Regions from separate parts of the Homo sapiens genome. Here region 2 is linked to region 1. Evidence: chromatin loops called from intact Hi-C (ENCODE). Cell type or tissue: B cell. All regions are shown on one strand. Each heading gives the region's core, and the rest is flanking DNA. Links, peaks and the distances in the headings are about the cores only.

The links. A loop is a pair of places that touch in the nucleus more often than their neighbours do. Peaks named below come from ENCODE experiments on the same cell type or tissue, not always from the same donor. Only the 100,000 strongest peaks of a DNase experiment are listed, where the experiment ranks them.
Region 2: it touches region 1 in a loop (3-fold over the local background); 1 of 110 quality-filtered maps calls a loop at or near these places.

Annotation. Positions count from the first base shown.
Region 1 is chr14:68,406,276-68,410,673 of GRCh38, reverse strand. All of the region lies in intron 8 of RAD51B (RAD51 paralog B), which reads right to left. Among named protein-coding and RNA genes, the nearest start is that of RAD51B-AS1, 280 kb to the left of the region's middle. In B cell, for the core only: CTCF peaks have their summits at 1,585 and 1,786 (motif pointing right); a DNase peak (open chromatin) is centred at 1,783; H3K27ac peaks cover 2,990 bases.
Region 2 is chr14:68,739,874-68,744,271 of GRCh38, reverse strand. No RefSeq gene overlaps it. Among named protein-coding and RNA genes, the nearest start is that of ZFP36L1, 51 kb to the left of the region's middle. RefSeq lists an enhancer at 2,440-2,489. In B cell, for the core only: no CTCF peak of the experiment used is centred there; DNase peaks (open chromatin) are centred at 814, 2,261 and 2,741; H3K27ac peaks cover 1,344 bases.

The DNA of each region.
Region 1 (4,398 bases), core at 113-4,112:
AGTCCTGCTGCATAGAAGCCAGCTCCCACTATCATGTCCAGCACATCCCAAGGCCTCCTCTGAACCCCTGTGCCCTGTGCCCGAGGCCTCCTCTGAACCCCTGTGCCCTGTGCCCAAGGCCTCCTCTGAACCAACTTTGGCCCTAGGCCATGACAGGAATCCTAACCTTAGGAGGGCACAGTTGGACATTTAGTGTGCCTTGTTGCCTCCAGATGCGATCTTTTTTCTATGAGGAGACTACATAGAGGTTGAAGTCCACTGAATTAGCTAAAACAAAATGAGGCCTTGAATGTGTCATCCGTTGTCCCCTTACTACATCATCTGATTTGTACGCCTCAGTGTGGAGTAGGAATTGGTCTTTTTTTTTCCAGGGCAGACACCTTTCAGGGTGGTCTACTAACTGCACATGGCCTTAAGCACCTGGGCCCAAATGCTGCAACAGACAAATGTAGTTCAGTGGTTCTTGGCTGGAGGGTGATTTTATTGGCAATGTCTAACTCGCAGTGTTACTGGCATCTAGAGGGTAGAGGCTGGTGATGCTGCTAACCATTTTATAATGCATAGGACAGCATCCTACAACAAAGAATTATCCAGCCCAAAATACAGCAGTGCTGAAGTTGAGAACCCCTGGGTCAGATAACACCAACCATATATATCTATTTCCTGGTTCAAGCAGGAACAGGAATGAATGAGATGGAAATCAATAACCAAGGTCTCAACAAGCCTGGGGATATCAGATTGAAAGAGAATTTAGTGTAAGAAAGAATAAAATTTGGGGTAACCTCAGTTCATTATGCACACAATTCAAAATATGCACAAATTAATGTGAAAACAAATAATCTAGATTGTTCCGATCTGATCACATCATTCCCCTACTTAAAATGCCTTCAGTAGTCCTTCATGCCTGAGATTAAATACTATCTCCTAAACAATGCACTCTGAGCACTTTGTCAGCTGCCTCTGCATCTCTCTCTGGCTTCACCTCTCTCAGCCTCCTCACTGGATGGTCTCCCATGACCTCCTGACTTCCCTGGCCTCATCCTCCTTGACCTCTTGTCAGCAGTTGATAAAGCTTCCCCCTTCCTTGGCATCCAATCTACTGGCCTCTTCTGCTTCTCCTTTTACCATGTTGATTACTCCTTTCCTTTTTCTGCCTTTGTTTTCTCTTTCTTCTTAGTTGTGGGTGGACCTTAGGGAGTGGGGCATGACCACATTTTTTCTTGTCTAATACCAGATGCTTTCAGTATCCAGGAAAATAATGTACATTAGTAAAGAGGCCAAGTGCTTGCATATTAACATGTAGAACTTCTTCACCCCCACTAAGAGATATAGTCTTTACCATTTCTCTTGAAATTCACAACCCTCTCAGTCTAACTTTTCATTTTCCCCTTTTTGATAGAAATAGACTTATAGAAAAATATTTTCTACTATAAGAAAATCAACACTGCAAGGGCAATAGCAACTATATTTGCATTTTAGAAAAACAGCTCTATTGAGATAATTTGCTATCATACCTCCTCCAATTTCAAGTGTACAGTTCAGCAGCTTTTTCTATATTCACAGAGATGTTCAGCCATTACCACAATTAACTTTAGAACATTTCAAACCCCTAAAAAGAAATCCCACACCCACTGGCCATCAGTCCCCAACACCTCATTCCCTGCCCACCTCCAGCTCTTGGCAACCATTAACCTATTTTTTTTTTCTCTATAGATTTAGTAACTGACTTTCAATTAAAGCCTTAGGAGATGAGGGGAAGTGGTGAGTACTGTGGTGAGTTCGAGAATTCATCCAGGATCTCAAGGGGGCAGTCTCTGTTCAGCTCTAGCTGTTGTCATGTGGCAATGTGAGTTCATAGTTAGTCACATCTTATTTATTTATTTTAAAATTGTAAAAAACTTTTATAATCACATCTTTTGATTTTTAAAAATCATAGTGATATGATTTTTTAATTGCGCTAACTTTAAAGCGCAATTTTGATTTTTAAAACGGAAGCCAGAAATCAATGCTTTTTAAGTATAATTTCCTGATTTTAAAATGTTGGTTCAATATTTACACTTTTAAAAACACACAAATAAACATGCTTTTGAGCCAGATATGCCTCATTCCCATCAAGCTTGCAGTGTCTGCTCTACATGGCATGGCTCCACTTTGAAAAGGATGAGAGCCCATTTGACAAGGTGGATGGTTTCTACGCCTTTGTCGCAACCTTTGGCTTGTCTCAACACTTGTCTTCCACTTTTAACCACAAGAACTGCAAGTCTACATCATAAATTTTAGCACTGCAAATTCAGTATCATCAAAGCAAGCTCATATTTTCCCATATAAATCTACTCCATCTCTGTTCCTTCCTTTGACCCTCCAGTTAATCTGGTTTAAAACCTCAGCTCCATTTTCAAAATGTTTCCTTCTCTCATGCTTCTCACTTGCAATAAATTGAGAGGTCTTACTGATTTAACTGTAAAATCCTACCTATATCCATCCATTCATTTCTCCTACCTCACCCTTAGATCCATTCCTGACTCTCCATTCCTCCTAAATCAACCTTAGACCCACATTAGCTTTCACCTGGTGTGACTGCTTTAGTTGCCTGTTGTCTGTGCTGCTGTGGCTTTCTCCCTACTAAAGCCACCCTCTGTTTTACTACCTGATTAACCTCCTCCAAGCACACACCTAAGCACACCACCCTCCCATTTACAACCAGCAGGCTCAAAACCTTTCAGTGGCTCCCAAGTGTCTTCAGAGAATTCTAAATTCCTAACACTGGCATTCAAGGACTTTCTACCCTGCGCCCACCTGCCCTTCCAGACTTCTTCCCCCTGCTCCATTTCCCACAACTGTGTTCCTACTTAATCACTTATTTCCCATGTCCCTCCCTCATCTGGAACTCCCCTATGTTCACATGTCCCAAATCTACTCTGCCTTCAATGCTACTTCCTATGTGCCAATTTCTCTAATCTTCACAGAAATAATGTCTTCCTCCTGTAAACTTCTATAATACTTTATTTTACTGTCTCATATTACAATCATTTTCTACCTGTGGTATATTATTTGTGTGCTTTTCTTATCACCTTTAATACAGAGTCGTGCTCTGCACAATGATGTTTCAGCAAATGACAGACTGCAAATATGACAGTGGCCCCATAACATTATCATGCAGCTAATAAATTCCTATCACCTAGTGATGTCACAGCAATGGTAACATCATAGCACAATGCATACTCACATGCTTGTGGTGATGCAGGGTAAATAAACCTACTATAATCTCAGCTGTATAAAAGTATAGCACATACAGTTATGCATAGTACATAATACTTGATCTTATTATATGTATTTACTATACTTTTTATCAATATTTTAGAGTCTATTCTACTTATAATAACCAGTTTAGTAAATACAAAAACCAGTTATGTAGTTACTACACTTTTATGTATTTACTATACTTTTTATCATATCTATATTGATGTATTTACTATATATACTTTTATGTAGTTTATGTATTTACTATACTTTTAATGTATTTACTATACTTTTATGTACTATGTACTTACTATACTTTTTTTAATCATGATTTTAGAGTATATTCTACTTATTTTAAGAAGTTAACTGTAAAACAGCCTCAGGAAGATCCTTCAGGAGGTATTGCAGAAGAAGGCATTGTTATCATAGGAGATGACAGCTTCATGCGTGTTATTGCCCCTGAAGACTTTCCAGTGAGACAAGATGGGCGGGTGGAAGACAGTGATATTGATGATATTGATCCTGTGTAGTCCTAGGCTAATGTGTGTGTCTGTGTCTTAATTTTTAACAAAAAAGTTTAAAAAGGTAAAAAAATCTAAAAAACAGAAATAAGATTATAGAATAAGGATATAAAGAAAATGTTTTTGAACAGCTATGCAATGTTTGTATTTTCAGTTATGTTATTACAAGATCAAAAAGTTAAAAAATTAAAACATTTATGAAGTAAAAAAGTGATAGTAATCAAAGGTTAATTTATTATTGAAGAAAGAAAAATGTCTCTATCAATGAATATAGCCTAAGGATACGGGGTTTATGAAGTCTACAGTAGTGTACAGCAGTGTCCTAGGCCTTCATGTTCATTCATCAGTAGGTGCACTCACCAACGGACCCAGAGCAACTCCAGTCCTATAAGCTGCAGTCATAGTAAGTGCCCTACACAGGTGTACCATTTTTAATCCTTTTACCATTTTTATTGTACCTTTTCTGTTTAGATGTGTTTAGATACACAAATACTTACTACTGTGTTCCAATTGCCTATAGTATTCAGTACAGCAACATGCTGAATGGGTCTGTAGACTAGGAGCAATGGGCTATACTATACAGCCTGGGTTTGTAGTAGGCTATACCATCTCAGTTTGTGTAAATACATTCTATGAT
Region 2 (4,398 bases), core at 78-4,077, 330 kb before region 1:
GAGGTAGGAAGGAACAGGGAATTGTTGGTTAATGGATGTGGAACTTCAGTTGGGGAAGATGGAAAAGTTCTGAAAATAGAAAGTGGTGATGGTTGCACACAGTGTGAATGTCCTTAATGCCTTTGAACTTGCACTTAAAATGGGTAAATGATACTTTTCTTGGAGGGCGGGGGGTGAAGTCTCGCTCTGTCGCCCAGGCTGGAGTGCGGTGGCGCAGTCTCGGCTCACTGTAACCTCCACCTTCTGGGTTCAAGCGATTCTCCTGCCTCAGCCTCCCAAGTAGCTGGGATTACAGGTGCCCACCACGACGCCCGGCTGATTTTTGTATTTTTAGTAGAGATGGAGTTTCACCACGTTGGCCAGGCTGGTCTCGAACTCATGACCCCATGATCTGCCCGCCTCGGCCTCCCAAAGTGCTGGGATTACAGGTGTGAGCCACCACACCTGGCCACATTTTATGTTATATATATTTATCACAAAAAAGGGGCAAAATTATAACTCTCAAATATAGCAAAAAAAAAAAAAAATTGACCGTGCAGAACATGCGTTTAAGACCCACATAAACTTTCATTCGTGTAATCCTCACAACGACCCTGTGACTCAAGTTCTATCATTTTCCCAGTGAGCACCAGGCCCTGTGCAAGGTGTATTACACAGACGGCTTCTTTTGGGGAAAACCCTGCACAGTGGGTTACTATGTTCATTTTATGGATGTGAAGTGGAGCCTTCTAGACAGACAGAAACATACAAGCAGTGAGGTGCCTGAGTAGGCTAAAATTCAGGCTTGGCCGAACCCAGAAGCTACATGGTTTCTGTACACTGCGCTACCTCTTCCAGCACCAAGTGAGCCAAGATTAGAACAGAGGCATAGAGAGGTCAGCAGTATTCATGTAGGATGCATGTATTAAGCACTGACTGTGTACTCAGCTCTTTACTTGTCACTAAGAAGATCAGAGAAGTAGAAAATGCTATTCTTGCCCTCATAGGATTAACTAAGGTACATGGGGCTCTGCAGCAGATATTGGTATAAAACTATCTTCGGTTGCATTACCTTGGCTCCAGGGCTGTAGGAGCCAAAGGGAGAGAGTTAGGGTGGAGGAGAGTCTGGAAGACCTCTGGAGTCAGGACTTCCTAGGAAGGAGTCATTGAGTCCATTCTGTGTTCTAGGTGACAGGAAAATCTAGTTGTGTAAATAGGAATAATACTAACACAAACTCATAATTCCCTATCTGCAAGCCTGAAACCCAAAGATCCCAGGGACGAAAAGGGTTGTTTGTTTGTTTGTTTTTGCTGTTGTTGTTGTTTGTTTCTTCATTTTGTCAATTTGGTGCCAAATCTCATTTAGCAGCAAAATCTGATCTGAACTGGAGAGGCTATTTGCAGTCTGAAGTCCCTCCAAGTAAAAGTTGACATGGTCACTGCAGCATCATGAATGTGTCTGATTGTGAGGCCCTGACTTGGCACCCACTGGGGGACATATACTAAAGACAGCCTATGCACCATATTACCTCCTAAAAGAAGAAAAAATACTGGGCTTTTGGATGAAGGATTGTTAACTTATACTCATCGCATGATAGACTATGTGAAGGAGGCATTTTGACAAGTGCTTTACTCCCATTACCTCATTTAGTCCTTACAATAACCCTATGAGGCAGGTCCTATTATTATCATTCTCATTTTACAGGTGAGGAAACTGAGACCAGAGAAGGAAAATAACTTGCCGAACGAAGGCTACAAACTTGCAAGTGATGGGGCCTGGTTGAACTTAAGGTCTTTCTGTTTGGCAATAGCATCTCAGTGACATCCTTGGTTGGAATAGTTTTAGAATCAAGGTAAAGATGGAAGTCAGACCATGGAGTTCCCAGGAGGAAGGAGCTAGAGGGGAAATGGGACCTGAGGGGTGGGTTCCCCATCTGGGTGTTGACAGGGAGGGGAGGGCAGGCGAAGGTGAGAGGCGACATCCCAGATCAGGTGGGCCTGGCTGGGCAGCCAGGGTTGGGGCTACAGAGGGCTTGGGCCTCTCAGCAGAGCTGGGGCTCCCTGTGGTAGAGGCTGCAATTTGGACATCACAGAGCCCCAGAGAGCATGAGTCCCCAACCCTGGTCTTTAACTTGTCACCTTCTCCCAGACATAAACAGCCACCCTCAGGCCTACAGCCATTCCCCTTTTTGTTGAAAGAGGAAGCAGTCACAGAAGGCACCCTTCACCCACTCTCTGTGGTCTCAAGAAGAGGAACCTGGATCTGATTTGGATTTTTTTGAAGAAATCTTGCTTTGATGTGGTCTAATCCAACTTCTTCATTTGCTGGTCTGAGTGGGACAGTGGGTGCTGTACCTCTGTGGGGACCGACCAAGGGGATTCTCTCAGCCAGGGATCCCCCCAAGGGCGGAGTTTCCCAGCCCCGGTACCCATGACTCCTCGGGTACCTCCAATGATCTCCAGGCTATTGGAACCTTCTCTAGACAAAATTTAAATATTGAAATAAATATTCTATGAAAATAAACCTGTGGGAAAAAATAAGCCTATGCCAATCAGTTTTTTTTTTTTTTTTTTGGAAAGGGGAGGATAAAAGAGAGTTATAACCTTTTAAAAAGATATCAGTATTCTAAAAGCATAGGCAATCAGGCAGTGTGTGGGGGAAGTCCTGGATTTTACTTTTTGACTCCCTTATTCCCTCACTATATGACTCTGGTCATGAATAGATTTTGTTAATTATAAAGCATGACAGCAAGAGGGTCAATGCTGCATGATCATCACCCTATAGCAGAAATTCCTACCATGTTACTTGCTTTGATCTGCTTTCCTGAATGAGCGGGGATCTGACATACATTATCAGGGCTACTCATATCCATACTTCCCCTCTCTAGGCCTCAATTTCCATAGTAGTCAGGCTAAGCCAGGCCATGCTGCAGTGACAAATAAGACCCCAGTTTTCAGTGTCTTCACACAGTGAAGCTTTGTATTTCCTGCTTTGATGAGGATGGACAGATCCTCTTCCATCTTGTAGGTATGCCATCTAGGGTACATGGACTGTCTGGTCACAGTGGCAGGGGATAAGAGGGATGGGGGAGGCACATACTGTCTTCAGTGTTTGGGCCCGGAAGTGACATGTATCATTGGCTAGAATTAATCACCTAACTGCAAGGAAGGCTGGGAAATTCAGGGAAGCACATGGATATTCAGTGGGCACAAATGGACTCTGCAACAGTTTCCACATCTCTCGAATGCGAGGGTTGGACTAGATGACCTTGGAACAGGCACCCCTACCCCCCAGCTCTGGCTTTCTAAGATTGTCTGAGCCAGAGACCCAGAAGTTGATGACTCACAGCAGTGATAGTGCCCTGGATTACTGCACACTGCTTCCACAGGAAAAGCTGCACCCCTCACCCCAAATATCAATTTTACTTTCTTCATTCTTTCCCAGACCATCTCTGAGCTATTTGTTCTGTATTGCCCTTAATCAGCTCCCAACTCCCAGATACTTCCAAGGTAAAATGGCCTCCAGCGACCCTAGATCAATGTAAATGTTTGCTCTCTGAAAGAGATGGGGCTTGCCTTGAAGGGGACACTAATGAAAAGCTGAAAGCTGGTAGGCTGGGACCACCTGGAACCACTTAGCCCTGGAATCCCACCTCCCTTCTACCATCTCTAGAGGAACTCAGGAATAATTCTAACGTCTACCTCCACTTGCTTTCTCCTGTTTTCCTCTCGATGTGTATACTTCCTACTTCTTTCCCAGTTTGGTGAGATCCACATTGATCACTGGAAATATTTCTGTCGAGACGATTAAAGATGCACATTTGAGGCCAGGCGTGGTGGCTCACGCCTGTAATCCCACTTTGGGAGGCTGAGGTGGGCGAATCACCTGAGGTCAGGAGTTCGAGACCAGCCTGACCAGCATAGAGAAACCTCTTCTCTACTAAAAATACAAAATTAGCTGGGCATGGTGGTGCATGCCTGTAATCCCAGCTACTTGGGAGGCTGAGGCAGGAGAATCACTTGAACATGGGAGGCAGAGGTTGCTGTGAGCCAAGATCGCGCCATTGCACTCCAGCCTGGGCAACAAGAGCGAAACTCAGAAAAAAAAAAAAAAAAGACGCATATTAGAAAGGCAGTGACTGAATTGTTGGATCAGGAATATGCTATAGATACAGTATTTCTTAATATCAGCATGGGCATTTGACAAGCTCTCATGTGATCGCAGGAGGAGGGATTGAAGGCGCTCAGCTAACCTGTGTGATGGCGTCATGTCACACATTGCTGGTCTGACATCCTGCATGCTCCAGTTGTGATAATAGGGGTTCTGCCTTTTTTAGGAGACCTAGTATCCACTTTGAGCCTTCATTCTGTTAGACAATCCTTATCATGGTAGCCTGGCCTATACCACAGCCTCTCTAC